Regions from separate parts of the Mus musculus genome. Here region 2 is linked to region 1. A link is a loop called in an ENCODE intact Hi-C map of the cell type or tissue named here. Cell type or tissue: left cerebral cortex. All regions are shown on one strand.

Evidence for each region. Peaks named below come from ENCODE experiments on the same cell type or tissue, not always from the same donor. Only the 100,000 strongest peaks of a DNase experiment are listed, where the experiment ranks them.
Region 2: it touches region 1 in a loop (6-fold over the local background); 2 of 42 quality-filtered maps call a loop at or near these places.

The regions. Positions count from the first base shown.
Region 1 is chr7:124,831,749-124,839,748 of GRCm38, reverse strand. No RefSeq gene overlaps it. Among named protein-coding and RNA genes, the nearest start is that of 3100003L05Rik, 130 kb to the right of the region's middle. In left cerebral cortex, a CTCF peak has its summit at 3,121; DNase peaks (open chromatin) are centred at 86 and 3,048; H3K27ac peaks cover 238 bases.
Region 2 is chr7:124,676,834-124,684,833 of GRCm38, reverse strand. All of the region lies in intron 1 of 3100003L05Rik (RIKEN cDNA 3100003L05 gene), which reads left to right. Among named protein-coding and RNA genes, the nearest start is that of 3100003L05Rik, 28 kb to the left of the region's middle. In left cerebral cortex, no CTCF peak of the experiment used is centred here; DNase peaks (open chromatin) are centred at 2,880 and 3,417; H3K27ac peaks cover 1,988 bases.

The DNA.
Region 1 (8,000 bases):
GCCAGGAGAAGAGTCTCAGGAGGTCCTTGGCTTAGTTTATTTAGATCTAAATGGTGCAGAAGAAGAATCCAGAGCACTGTGGGTGGAGACTACATCAGTTCCAACCCTGTGTGTCCCACCCATTGGAAGCCAGACTGGTCAGAACAGAAATCCTGCAACATGGTGATAGAAGATGTACAGAAATAAGCCTGTCTGGGGGCAAAGAGTCTAAAATTCTCCTGCTCCTATGCAATGCATCCACTCTAAGAATTGTTTGGTTCATAAACAAACAAACAAACAAACAAACAAACATCCGCTACGTCCAGATGATAGACTTTGTGACTGTTCTGGAGTCACCTATAGCTACTGATTTGAAGTAGGTGTTTGGGAGTCTCATTACTTTCTCTCCATATTCCCTGAAGGGCTCTCCCATGCCAGCCCAAGTGGACATGTCACCTTGCCACCATGTTTCTGAGCCTGGCCAGTCTATGTTCACAGGGCACTGTTTCGTTCAAGCATTCCTTTGCTGAGTCTAAGTGTGCCTAGGAGTCAACAGACTCCACATCCTTCTCTTCCTTTCCTTCTCTGTGCATCGTGAATAACTCCAAAACATAGCTTATAATACTATAAAAATATGCCGGTATTCTTTAATTTATATGTAAATTACATGTAAAGGGAAAAAGCACGGGCTGCTGCTATATTACTCTCTCGTCTGCATTCTAATATCTCAAACAGCCTGCTTTTATTACTTGTTTTATTTTCGCTTTTTTAAAAATTTGTTTCTCTTGCAATGGGATCTATCCTTGTTGCTATGGCTGGTCCCAAACTCATGACCTCCAGCATCTGATATGGACCACTTTGTGAAGAAATGGACTGAATTACAGATTCTGTAGCCTCAAAGATGTGATGGCAGCACTAGCTCAGCTCTGTGGAGGTCTTGCCATGACAGGACAAGAAAAATTGGGATCCCCTCCCTCTTCCTCCAATTGACTGGAGACCTCCCACGAAACTTTGCTCTTAAATGTCTTGCTTCCCACTGCTAGCTACACTGAAGATCAAGTGCTTAATACCTGGGGCTTGAAAGGTACTCCCCCGACCTTAACCAAACCCTAGCACACCCTCTTTGCCTTGAATTGACTTATCTGAATTGTTTTTTATTCCTTAGATCAAAAGTCTGAGAGATCCACATGCGTGCCCTGTCTGTTTATATTCTTCTGTATAGAGAAAGGAATGCCCTATCATTTGCCTGGAGCTTTGTTAATATTTTGTTAACTATTTTTCATTCCACTCAAAAGAACTAATATTCGCACACATACATGCACACACATAACAACCCCCATACCCCACGCACCCCCACACACTATTTTGCAGATAGTTTAATCAAAGCTCAGAGAAATGTCTTCTAAGGTTAGATAGTGGCAGACTTGCATTCAACCTTGGCTGCTGTAGAGTGGATGCTGTCAATCACCCTGTTTCTCATGAAAACAGAATCAGCCCCCCCTCCCAAAAATCCTCTTTTGTCTTAGCCCAGTGCAGAGAAAAATCAAGTGGGAAAGGGGATCAGTGTCCTCACTTCTGTCAGCTAGGACTACTCAACCTTGAAACCCCCTTAGTGTGTGTGAGCCGATTTTTCTCTCATTTCCAAGAAGTTACATTTAGCATGAAGTAAATGACCTGAATCCTGCCACGGCTGCTTCATTCCCACACTCATCTTATGAATTTGAGCATGGTTTTTATTTCCACCAACCCTTCCCTTCTTGGTCCCTAGGAATGTGGGCCTACCTCAGGCAGGACAGCTGCCATGTCAGCTTCATCTTGACTCTCCTTGAACCCAGACTCAGCAGCAACAGAGCCCCAGGTGCCTTGGTCACCCTTCTAAATGCTACCAGGGCCAGAGAAGAGAGAGGTGCTGAATAAATAGCCAAACTTGGGAGGTGCTTCATCCATGGTGTGTTGCTCCATTGATGTGTGTTGCCATGGTGACCTCTGATTATTTTTTGAGCCAGGAGAATTAATTCTATTGAATTTTCTGTCCTAATAACTTAAGAAATTAATTTTCCATATTATAAAATTCAAATGCACAATCTTGTGAACCAAGGTTTAGCAAGCTAAACTAATCCGTTCAATTTCATTCCAGGCTGAGATACGCAGGCTTCTACATAGCAAAAGGGCAGGACTTACTGGCAAATGGCACTATGGACTTCAGTCATGCTCTGAAAGGTGGCTGTTCATTTTCAAAAAGTTGAGCCTTATGGCAGCACTAGAATTTTCCAGAAAGGTCAAAGCATGCAGAAGCATATAAAACTTTCTTTTCTCTTGCTTGTAAATTTCCAAAGCCTGTCTAGTGAGCCAGAAGCATTCTCGGTCTCTTCTGCCTTCTCTGCTCTGGGCTCATCCTTCCTTTTATTGGAGACAAGAGCCAGGGACTACTGAATGAATGATCCTTAAAGTCAAACTCACCCAACTGGACTCCAGAACATGGTGACCTGGGTGCCACACCTTTGAGCCCTGCACTTCGCCCCTTTGTATCCAATTTTGTCTTAATATGGTTGTACTGTCAAAGCTTCTGCCCCCAAACATGGCCTGTTAGGTTGTTCCCACATTTTCTACTCTATTCCAGTCATTGTAAAGTCTCTTCTTCCACCTTGGTCCATGCCATTCTTTGTAAGGAATCTTACCATCATGTGACTGGATACTGTCCTGGTTCCCACTTGCTATTCCTCTGGTTTCTTTCAAGGCATTTCACTTAATTCTGCATGTGCACACACACCATGGGCTGTCACACCTATGCCCAGGAGATTAACTTTCTTCCCAGCATGCTCTCCTTCTGGGCCTCTGTCCTTCTCAGAGGCTTTCATATCTACTTTATTTGGGAAACTGGCCAGAGCGTGAACTCCGAGTGGGATGTGAGAATGCCTTTCCCCATCTCTGGTACTCACTGAGCACCCAATCTCCAGTCAGTCTGTGCTGGATACCCAAGCAGCATCCAGGATCCTGGATTACCTTTCCAACAGGCTTAGTCATTTCTGGAATGGAAATGTTTGAATTCTCGTTTTGAACTATGGCAGCTGTCCCTGCCTTCCTCCATCTCCCACCTACTCATCTTTTGGGGTTTCTGGAGATAACACCTCCTACAGGCATACTTGATTTAGATCCACTTCTGGAACCTTCACACTGCTTAGGACACTGTGCCAGCAGAGATGTTTGGGTATCCTGTTATAACCACCCTGGACCACAAATGCTCTTGTTTATACTTCCAGTTTTGTATCCCATCCCCCAGAAACTGACAATAGATCATTCATTGTTGCATGAAACTTTTACAGAAACAAAAGCCTTGTCTGAACATTTTCCTAAATAATCAATTGTTAAATACTCTATCTAAATGTGTTACTTTTCCGATCTATAAAGTTTACGATTCTTCCTGCCTGGTCTTCTGTCTTACTCAGTGCTCTATTGCTGTAAAGAGACACCATGACCATAGCAACTCCTGTAAAAGAAAGAAAGCATTTAACTGGGGCTTGCTTACTGTTTCAGAGGCTTAATTCATTATTGTCGTGGCAGGGAGCATGGCAGTGTGCACACAGATCTGGTGTTGGAGAAGTAGCTGAGAGTGGAATTTCCTGATCTGGAAGCAGCAAGAAGAGAGGGGCACTATGCCTGGCTTGGGCTTTTGAAACCCAGAAGCACACTCCTAGTGACATACTTCTTCCAACAAGGTCACACTTCCTAATCCTCTCAAATGGTGCCACTTCCTGGTGACCAAGCATTGAAATCTGTTAGCCTATGGTGGTGGTGGTGGGGCATTCTCATTCAAACCACCACACCCTTGATCCCGAATTCAAGCTGCCTGTTGTCCACTCCCCCACCTCTCCTCTTTCTACTTCCTCTCAGATGTATTCAGACTCCCTCTCCCTTTACCCTAAAGAGGGTCATTTTTTGTCTGCTCTAGCAGACCAGAGCTGAGAAAAATAAGTTAAAAAATAGGAGAACTTGACAAGAAATATCTAGAATAACTACCTATTTAAATATTATTTAGTAATATGAAATGAAAACCAATCAAAAGGGCAGTGACATCTCCAAAGATGTTTCCATACAAGTTTCAGTAAACTATAAATTTTAAAAGAAATAGATTTTTTTTCTAATTATGTGAATTTTGTAATGATCCCAGATAAATCATTTTTTTGAAGTGGCTTTGGGAAATTGATCATGCATTGAATCAATTTGAAGGGATTTGATACTTATTGATTATGCTTGCTCTATGACTAACAAGTTCCTCTCATCTGTCTGTCTGTCTGTCTATTCATCTCCCTTCCTATCCTGCTTTCATACACACTTGCATACAGCATCTGTAATTTCTCTCTTCATTTGCACATTTTTAAAATGTAATATTTAATTTTTGTTATTTTCCAATACATTAAGCTGAAATAGGATGACATAATTTCCCTCCTTACTTTCTTCTCTCCAGACCTTCCCAGCTTCCTCCCTTAAGATCTTCCCATGTCTTACCGTGTCTCAAGTTGATAGCCCCTTTTTCTTTGCATTTGTCATGCGTGTGTGCATGTGTACGTGCGTGAGTGTGCATGTGTATGTGTGAATAAATATGACTTCCGGTGTCTGTTTTGTTGTTTGTGTGTATATGTTTTTAAGGTTGTCCAGTATAAATTAGACAGCCAATAAGGGTCTCAATCCCTGGGAGAGGCTATTTCCCCTCTCCTAGTAGTCATTAGTTGCTTGTTTGTCTAAGGGTGATAACCCACAATTTTTTCTCCCCATGTTAACATGTCCATAGACAATTCCAATTGCTCTGGTCTTGTTTAGACAGTCATTTCTAGGAGGCTTCACAGCTGGCTTCCTGGTATTCTGGTTTTATTATCTTTCTCTCTTCTCTTCTGGGGTGTTCACTGAGTTATAGATGCAGGAGCTATAATGTAGAAAGACCAGCTGTGTCTGGGTGCTCCATGAGTTGTTAATCTCTCTATTTTGTCCAGCTGTGGTTGTCTGTGATGTTGTCCATTTATTATAAAGAGAAGCATCTTTGATGAGGATCAGTAGTTCACTTACCTCCAAAAGGTGGCTCATATCCTTTTCTTTTCCCACCACCTCTCCCATCCTTAGGCATATTTGAATGTGTGTGTGTGTGTGTGCGCACACACACACACACACACACACACACACACACACACACACACCTGAGCACATTATGACATTTTTTTCAATTTCTTTGATCTCATAAGCAATTATTCCAGTCTATTTCCCTGTCGATTCTCTTTCCTAGTCTCTTCTCCTCAACATTGCTGTCCCTCTCTTTTTCAAAGTGCTGTCTCTGTTTCTTTTTATCTTTTCTCTCTGCCAAGTCATACACCCTTCCCTATTCTCCTCATTTCTCTGTGGAGTGATGTCAAGTCCTCCAATGTGCATCTGAAGGAGAGGGGCGAGCCAGTGCTGAAGGTAGCCTCTGCTTTTAGCCCAGAGAAAACACCCTGAGAAGCTTTCCAGCAGAGTAAGGACTTCCCATCACTGCCAGGGTACTTTTGTTCTCAGTGTACCCACAAGTTAATAATGACGATCGTCACATCCAAGGTTTAGGAAGGAAACAAAGCCTTCCACTCCAGCAGCTCACGCATCATCATTAAAGACAAGTTGGAAAAGGTTTGAAAACCTGGAATACGAGTGGCAGACTTTCCTTTACCTTGACTGTGCTTCCTTGTCACTGGAGTTTTCATGTAATTTGTTCTCCAGTTTCATGTCCCACTGTGGTGGCATCCAGGTGATGGAGTCTTTGAGACACCTCCTGTCTTAGTCAGTGTTCTTTTGTTGTGAGAGACACCACGGCCACACAAGCAGACATGGCACTGGAGAAGTAGCTGAGAGTGCCACATCTGGATCCACAGGCAACAGGAAGAGAGAGCCACTGAAACTCCTTGAACATTTAAAACCCCAAAGCCCACCCCCAGTGACACACTTCCTCTAACAAGTTCACAGCTCCTAATCCTTCTCAAAGAGTACCATTCCCTCATGACTAAGCATTCAAGTATATGAGGCTATAGGTGTTGTTCTTATACAAACCGCCACACTTCCACATGGGGAGGGTCAGGTCATGCTGTCTTTACTCCCAGAAGGGCTTAATGTTGCCTTGTAAGTGTGTGTGTGTGTGGGGGGGGTCTTTGTGCTCTTATAAAAGAGGAGCTCCAGCTCATTCATCTCTTGATTCCCTACAAGCACATGAGCCAATTCTCTGCCAAGGTTGGGAGGTCAAGGGGGCAGGGGGACGGGTGAACCATCTACAGGATACCTGCTGTTGGGATCCTCTAGCCAGAAAACGATTTTACTTACACACTCCAGGCACTCAATTGGAGCAATTGAAGATGGACTAAGACACTTGCCATTGAGAGAGAAACTGAAGAAGTTGGTGCTTCCTGGTCACTGGCCATCTTGAGATGTCAGTGTGAGCACTCACTAACCACCAGTTCTGTGGATTTTGCGATTTCCCATTCACTCAGCTAAAGCCTCAGTTTCCTAGCGATGGCGGTGTGTCAGGGCTGATGGGTTGGGTCTGGTAGTTGTCATAAGTTGCAGCATTAGACCTGGGTCCTAATGTGTGGAGAGAAAGGTGTGCACTTTTGAGAATGCCTCTCTGTACTTTGTTGTCCAAGCTTTTCTGTAAATATGACCATGTGTAATCAAAGCTTGTTTGGCTTTAGTTTTCACATGAACCATCTATCCTTCAAACTGTGAGCAATCAAAACACAATGGTCATTGGATACAATGGCTCCTCACGAGAAAAAGATCAAGGAATGTGCTCCTAGTACCTACCTAGGAGAACAGGTATTTCAGCTCAGTAGTGTAGGAAGCCGCCCTCACATTCGCCGTTGCAAGATGGCACTGACATCCTGTGTTCTAAGTGGTAAACAAATAATCTGCGCATGTGCCAAGGGTAGTTTTCCACCCCATGTGCTCTGCCTTCCCCGTGACGACAACTCGGCCGATGGGCTGCAGCCAATCAGGGAGTAATACGTCCTAGGTGGAGAATAATTCTCCTTAAAAAGGGACGGGGTTTCGCCATTTGCTCTCTTGCTCTTGCTCTTGCTCTGGCTCTTGCTCTCTTGTGCTCTTGTGCTCTGGCTCCTAAAGATGTAAGCAATAGAGCTCTTGCTCTCTTGCACTCTTGCTCCTGAAGATGTAAGCAATAAAGTTTTGCCGCAGAAGATTCTGGTTTGCTGCGTTCTTCCTGGCCGGTCGCGTGAATGCGGGTAAGACAGTAGAAAGCCCTAAACAGAAGGTGAAGTCTTCCAGGCATCCTGATATGCATGTTTGAATATTAGATCTGGAAGCAGGGTTGGCTGGAGGGAGGCAAGGGCAAATTCTTGATTGGGGAATTTCTCAGTCCAGAGCCTGAATTCAGGGATTTTCTCTGATCTAAGGAGCAAGGAATCTTATCTGCTATCTGCTGCCTTTCCCAGCATTAGGTGTTGAAAATAGGATCTGAAGCTACATCCTTAAGTCATCCTGAACACAACAAGGCTTAGCTTCTCTCGGAGGATCATTAGATAGAGTCTGTTTGCAGTTCATGTCCATGTAGGTGTTCACAACTAAACAGTGCCCCTGGGGGACTGTGTGTGCATCCATCATGAATGCCTGTGGGTTTGTGTGTGTGTGTGTGTGTGGGGGGGGGGGGTGCTGACAGATGATGACTGTGGTGTACATGTAGGACTCTGTGTAGTTTGTCAAGTGTTGAGTATCGTGGATCACTGGACTCCTCTGCAAGATCTTGTGTGAGATCTGGGATTCTGACTCTGCAACTGTTTCATTGCTTTTCCTGTCATTGTGCCAAAGACTGACAAATGCTACTTAAGGGAGGGGAGGTTTGCTTTGGCTCACAGTTTGTGGTGACAGTCCATCATGAGGAAGCCACAGAGGCAGCAGCTACTTATGGTGTGTATCTCATCACCTTGCATCCACAGCCATGAAGCAGAAAGCAACGGGCACTTGGGCTTAGCTCATTTCTCAAAGAACCATGGACC
Region 2 (8,000 bases), 150 kb after region 1:
TCATTCTTCTCTCACCTTGGAAGAAGGATTGCCTTTGGAAAAAAAACCGCATGACTCTTTTTGTCTTTGGCCAGGTTCCTGAGAAAATCCAACCCATACTTATGATTTTATTGCATGTAAAGGTTGTCCTGCCATCATGTCATATAAGCATATAAAGCAGGTCACCTTCACTACTGGGCCTTTGAGCCAAAGGAGCTCCTTTTTCTCTTCATCCTCCAGTTATCTACAGACGTGGCAGAGGCTTGATGTCTCCCTCCTTGGGGAGAATACATTGTCTTCAATGTCAAAGGAAAACCCACAGGTTCCTGTATAAAATCCCAGTGGGCACTGGAATCTGGTCCTGACAAGAGCCCAGAAAAGAAAAATTATGTAAGAGTTGTCAGCCATTGTGCCTCTGATGATGGTGGCTACTGTGAAACTTGCTAGCAAGTCTCCCCTCTGCCTTCTGTTCTGAAAATAGCTCTCTCCAACTTAGAATGGGGCTCACACATAGCACCAAGGCACCAACCTTGAAAACCCTATGAAATCAAAAGCCCCTGACTCTGTCAACACCATATGGCATAGCTCGGTGACCATGCTTAGGACAAGTGTTCTGTTTAATTGGTTGCCATGTGCCATGTGTATGTGTGAGCACCATCCTCATGCAGTGTCCAAGGAGGCCAGAAAAGCATGTTAGAGTCCACAGAACTGGAGTTGCAGCTGTTGGAAACCACCATGTGCGTGCTGGAAATTCAATCAGGTCCTCAGGCAGAGCAGCCAGTGCTAACTACCAAGCCATTTTTGCAGCCCATAGCATCTCCTTTTTACAGATAACAGTCAGTGCTGTGGTTCCACACTGCTAGTGTCCCCTAAGAAGTGGCAATTCTGGGATGGGAGACTTCTCCTTTCTCCCTTACTCCTGTGGGTTAAACATCAGAGAACAAAATAGCATGAGTAACACTACCAGGCATGCTCCATCTGGGAAGTCTTTGCCTCTCTCTCTCTCTCTCTCTCTCTCTCTCTCTCTCTCTCTCTCTCTCTCTCTCTCTCCCTCCCCCTCTCTCTCCCTCCCTCTCTCTCTCTTTCCCTCTCTCTTCCCCCCTCCCTCCCTCCCCTTCCCCCTCCCTCTCTTCCTCTTCCTCTCCTATCATAAATCAAGGTACTTATTTGGAAGGGTTTTGCTTTAAAGTTCCAGAAAGGGATGACGTTATGATTACAAGAATCTCTGGAGTGAAGAGCCAAATGGGAAGACGAGAAAATCAAGAGGAAGGTTTGAAACGGGGGGGGAAACTGGTGAGGACTAATTATGATGACATATAAGTTGTGTTTTCCTCCCCACATTAGGGTTAAAGTTCTGATTTTAGTCTGTTAAAATACAACTTCATGATATAGGCAAGATGGCTCAGCAGATAAAGGCACCTTTGCCTCCTGAGACCTTAACCTTGACCTTTCAGCCTCTGGGAACTATGGGATAATATACCTCACATTTCAATGGCCTGCTTGTGATTCCTGCTCTACTAGCCCTGATCGAGTACTTCATGATGAAAATACCAGGCTAGATCATTCTGTACATGATTTTTACAAAGCTGAGGCTGACTTCCCTTTGTGTGCTTAAGAATTACCCCCAAACAATACTATTTTAATGGCTGTCAAGCAACTTCTAGCTGGTTCTAATGAAACCCTGAACCAGGGTTGAGAATCACCTGCCTATATGTGTGGTATCATCACCTACGTTTCTTCTGAGTCAGCTCTGAGCTGGAAGGTCATGTGCACACAGCAGTCCAATGTGCATCTCTTTCAGGTAGCTACTCTGTCATTTCCCACTGTTTTAGTTTCTTCAGAGTCCTGTTGACATTGCGAGATGGGTTTTTTTGGGGGGTGGGGTGGGGGTTGTTTTGTTTTGTTTTGTTCTTTAAACATGCATGGTTATTTAATTTCTTCCTTCTCTGGAAATATAAGCTTGGTGAGGTTAGAGCCCTGAACTGTTTTACCCTTTAGTGCTGGTGGGATGCTAAGGCGAGTGCCTTCCCTCACTATCTTCAACTTAGGTCAGGAATGGCAAAAGTTGGATTTGGGCCCAGGCTGGATTGAATTCACAGCCATCCTGCTGGGCTACTTATGCATTTATTATTTCCTTGTCCCCAAGTACTTTATTGACTGTCATTTTCCATCACAGACTTTCACTTTCTTTCTCAACAGAACTCCAATGGAGGACCCACCACTAGCTCTAATTGACAGATCAGAACACTGGGGTCCTAAATGTGGGGATTTCCTCACACAGCCTATGGGAGTTGTTTCTGTAGTTTGTCAGTTTCAGCGCCTTCTTATCCTCCCATTGGTTTGTTTCCTCCCTTCTCCTGGTCTGAAGGGAGATGCTCAGTTTCCACTGGGTATCTCCTTTTAGTTCAAGAGCAGCAGGATTTGGCCAGGTTCTATGAAGAACAGTCGGTATCAGCTTGACTTTAGACTGCCCATGTTCTAGAGGGTGCTCTACACCCTTCACATACAGGCAGTACGAGTGCACTCAATGGCTTTAACAGATGAGTTCGTGAAGTTGGATGGAGAAGTTGAGGGGATGAAGCATGGGAGGAGCTGGAGCAGAGCTAGTAGAGGGCAGATTTCATCAAAATTTATTATATTCATACACAAAACTCACAAATAATAGGTTTAAATAATAATAATTTAAAAAACTGCAGCACACTGAGTCAGACACTTCAGGAGGAAGAATCGAGAAACATCTTGGCACAGCTATTCCCAGCCTTAAGCTGTGCAAGATTCTTCCCATAGCTCTGCCAGCCCAAGGCTGCCTGCTGGCACTTGAGGCTCAAGTTAGAAAGTGGGAAGTTTGAAAGCTTCTGGAAGAAGGTGAAAGGGATTTGAATCCAGCTCCTTGAGGCTGTGACAGAGCTGGTGGGACTCAATTGGCAAAGATCTTAAGGGGACAGATGGGCACCATGAGTGTCTATTGAGTGTCTGGGGTATCGCTTGCCACTAGTGATCACTTGCCCATGCAGTAAGTGGTCTTGGACAGTGTGGACAGGGAGAGTGGGAGTCCTAGTTAGAGCCTCTTCTCTTGGTTGATGCAGTTCTGTTCAGTGTATCATGTAGCTTAACTTTCTCCAGTCTTTTGTCCCTGATTCAGCATAAGTCTTTGTTATTTATATAAAATCACATTTCCTACAATCTTTCCTTCCACATGTAGCAGTCTGGTCTCCTTCCAGCTTTGCGCCCATTCCACTGGCAGAGTGATGGCTATGTGTAAACACCACGAAGGCTGCTTAAAACCTCCAACAGGTTTCTCTTTTCCATAAGATGTGACCCCAGTTCTGAACAAGGTGTCCTCAGCATTCTACTTAGGTTCCCTAAGGAGCCTCTTCCCGCCCACCTTACAGCCCTTCCTTGTCTGTGCGCCAGGCCTTCTGGCTCGATTTCGGTTTCTAAACACACCGTGTTCCCTCCAGTCTCCAGGCCTTTACACAAGCTGTTCTCTCCGTCTGGCATAGCTCTTCCCCATCCGCCACCACCACCACTGCCACCACCGCCATCATCACCACCATCACCCTGCTTAACCGATTAACACCTGGCCATCTGTCAGAGCTCAACTCAGCTGTCACTCTCCCAGATGCCCAACAAGACACAGCCCCTGTCTCATGCCTCCCCAGCATCTAAATTGGCCGAAATGTGCCTTCATTCAAAGCGATCACTTGAGCTTATAGGTCAATGTTCCTGAGAATAGACTTCACGTGAATTAGTTCGTCTCTTAACCTATAAAATGATTGGAGTAGGTTCTCAATTAATACTGTTTTCTCATGTGGATCTCTGTCTCACTAGGCGGAAAATTAGGGTTTAGGAAGAATAAGTTGCCTGTCTAGGATTGTTCAGAAGATCTGGGATATGGACCAACCCCTCACTACCTAACATATAGCCCTTTCAAATATGTCAGCCCTGGCAGAGCCTCATGGGAGGAGGGAGGAGCTTCTACTGAAAATTTCATTTTGGCCCCTGAGAAATAAATGAGCTGTACCAGCCTCAGCTCAGCTGCACTACATCATAAGCCAGTTAAGGGACCATGTTCCTCAGAAGTGCCCTCAGCTGTGGGAGAGAGATGGATGGTCCCTAAAGGCTCATCTCATTATTCCAGGAGCCAAATTGGGACCTTGTTAAGGGATGGATTGCCCATCAGTAAGTAGCACACTAATTCTATAGCCACATGGCACAGGAGACTGACCAGGGCTCCCATAATGTGGCCTCTGGCAGTCTTCCCACCATCTAGACCTAATGGCAACTTTTAGAAAATAAACACAGCCCTCACAGAGCCCCCAAGAACACATTTGCTCTAATGTGGTTCAACCGTCTTAAGTGAGTGCCTAATAAATTAATGGTCCTGTTAAACACAGTTCATTGTGAGCTTCACTGTGCAGCAGCCATCAAAGGATGGGTTATTTCTAGGACAGTAAAAGCAAATCATAGCTCTGTGTGTGCATGTGTGTGTGTGTGTGTGTGTGTGTGTGTGTGTATGCACATCTGTGCAGGGCATCACTGTGCAGTGGTTATGTCCTAGCTATGCTTGTGTGCATGTGTGCAGGTTAGAGCACAGTGAAGCTGCACTCTGCAAACATTCACTGCACATGAAATTGTATTCCATGCAGCCTACCCTATGCTTTACAGAAACCATATGACACTGTCTACACTGGAAGGAATACTTCATAGTAGTTCCTCAATAAACATTTGTTTCAGTAATTAATAAGGTCATTAATAAAATCACTCCATGATTAATAAAGTTACTACTTACACATTATACTAACAATGACAACTATGATAAATGGAAAGAACAGAGCATTCCTGGGCAAGTGAACAAGGTTGAACCACACTGTCCAATACAGCCATGCATACCTGTGGGTGCTGGGCTGGAGCACTTGGGCTCTTTCCTTGGCTCATCTCTGCATTACCATAGTCAGTAGGACAAGCGGATGTCCAGAAAGTTTTTACTTCATGTTTGAGTGTTTTACAAAGAGACAAAGTAATGTCTTGAGAAAGGTTGGGGAGAGGGTGATTATAGGTAAGTTTGGGGTCTGGTGACTAAAGTATGAACCATTAATCAAGACACTTAAGACAGAAATAACCAAAGCCATGTCAACTAAAAACGACCAGCACACTCTGGATGCCTAGAGGATGCCTTGCCCCGTGGATTTGTGGGGTAGACAAGTGTCATCCTGCTTCTTCTGTTTCAGTTTCTGCTCCACAAGACAGACAAACAGCTTGGAAGCTCTGGGCTAGAAGACGGCCAAGTGATTGCTCTTGAGGGTTATACAGAATATGATAAGATAAAAAGAAATAAAAGGTCAGTAAGAGATGAGAGAGGAGGTAGAGAAGATGAAGGAAGAAGAGAGAAGAGTGCAGGTGGGAGAGAGATGAAAGAAGACAAGGAAAGGCCACGAGAGGGAGATGGAGAGAGGACATGGAGAGGCAGATCAGAGGGAGCAGACCGAGGAAGAGGACCACTCAGAGCTCTCATCCATTTGATAAAACAGAGTTTTTGTGGATGGTCAGGTTTGATTAAAACTTATGGCCAGGAAAACCAGAAGCAACCGTTCCAGGGCAAGGCTAATGGGATTAGTTCAGGACAGTTTATGATGTCAACATCATGGAGAGGGAGGAGACAGTCACACAGTGATGGCTGGTTCTCCTTCAGGAATGGGTGGAGATCCTGCCACCTGCCTGGTGGCTCACACAGATTCAAAAAACCCAAGTCTCCCTGGCCTGCTGGGTCTGTGTCCTGTGCAGTGCAGGAAAGGTTAGATGACACCACCATAATGAATTGGATTCACTGTAGGGACCAGGTTGTAGAGGCATGGCCACCATTCTCCATGAAGACACAGTAGCAAGAGATAATGGGATTCCAAGGATGCTGAGGAGGCTACAGCAGGCCCAATGCAGAGATGTCTGGTGAGCTACTTCAAAGAGCAGAGTGGAGCCATGAGCTGAGGCCTCCATGCAGGCATTGTGAGGGACAGTGATATTCTTAATTTCCAGCTACATTTTTATGGCCTATGGATGCTATAAGGAATGAAAAAACAAAACAAAACAAAGAGTGCCAATCATTTTCCGGGGGTGGCTGCTCTGTGAATAAACATCTTTTTTTTCCTCTCTTTTGGGGCACAGCTTATTGCTATTTTTAATTTCTGTTCCTTCTATTCTCAGATTTGCCTCCAGCTGCCTGTCTGCCACCTGAGTGTTTGGGTATCCTAACCAATACCTAAGCATGATGCTCCAAGCCTGCCCCAGTCCCTCAGCAGCTTTTTGGTAACTTTCACCTGGCATCCCCAATGGTTCCTGCTTGTGAAACTCAAGCTTTGGAACTTTCTGCCTCTTCTTTCAGGTTTTTGTCGACTTTCATTTCCAGAGCACATCTAAGCATACTCCAGAAACTTCAGAATGAACGATGGCTCATTGTTACCTTCTGGTTCCAGCAACATCAAAGCATTGCTCAATGGGGCTTGACTAGCTGGGCAGAAAAGGGAAAGCCTTAGGTATGCATCAGTGATTCAGAGCAGTAGGACATAGGCTCTAAGCTACCATGTACTGACTGCAGGTACCAGGTGATCGAGTCTTTCCTCAGATGAGACAGCATCCTTGGCCATAATGCACTGGTTGGCAGAAAGGTCCCCATCACTGATTGGAAATGTTCAACCTGAACCCTGATGTAGCCAAGAGATCAGCTCAGACTCCACCCTGGATGGATGGAAGGAGGGAGAAATCTTTTTGAACACACATTCTTAGTCATATGTAGTTACAGAAGCATATAAGCATGCCTTTATATAGAAAAGTGCATATTCAGGCACATGGACACACACTTAGACTTCTCTCCACCTGAGACACACACACATACACACATACACACACACAAACACAAGCCTCTCAGAATGAGAAGGCTTTAAATGTGTATAAGAAACAAGTATGAATAGTTGTGTGTTATTATAGGAATTCCTTGTATTATAGGAATTCTCCCTCCTTCCATCCATCCAGGGTAGAGTCTGAGCTGATCTCTGGGCCTTCATATCCTTCAGGAACAACTCAAACATTCCAGGATTTTCTATTCACTTTCTATAAATGCTGCAGACTCTTCCAATGCTGCTCCTCTGTCCTAGATAAACTTTCTGTATGATTCTTTGGCTACATCAGTGTCCAGGAATACGAGGATATTGGTTAACAGTCACTCCAAAATTTTGGAGATGGGTGGGGGCGGAAGGATGCTCTCATCAGACAGAAGGACAGAGGGAACAGTCACACACTCAGGTTTGAATTATCCAGGAAGTGTGAACTGTGCAGCACAGTAGGCCTAAGTTCCTATTGAGGCCTCACGAGAAAGTAAAACCCTTGCACCACAATCAACAGCTCTGATCTGATCTCATCTGATCTAATGGTTTCAGCCCTCTTGGAGAAAGGTTTATTTTTGCTTCTTCCCACTGCCCTCTGAGTGTGGAAGTCACAGCAAGGGAACTTGGAAATGTGGCCTATAACAGCAGGGCTATTTCCACCATCTGGGCAGAATAATTATTTGTATGAAGGGAAAGCCATTTGGGGCAGATCACTGGTACTTTTTGGATTCACTTATGCAACAGCTACAAGAATTGGGTTTTATTCTCACTGCCCCTTCCTCCCTCTGCTCCCTGCTGAGTGTCTTCAAGAGTCTCTGGGCAGAGTCTGGGACTGAGAGGCAGACTCTGCAAAGAGGAAAACTCGACAGAACACTCAGGGACAAGTGGGGGACTGAGTCAACATCATTGCAAGGAAAACACCAGCCAGTGAGGTTGGGTTTGGAGAGGTTTCAGGAAAACCAACCTGAGCACAAGGCGAGGACTCCACCCAGAGTAATAGCAGGGACTTCAACTAATTGGCCAAGATCCCAACTTACAGTCATATAGAGTGTGGCAGATACAAACTCATGTCATTACTCTGAAAACATAGGTGATTTTCTTTCACAAAATGCTTAGAATCACATTTGCCACAATAAGGTCATG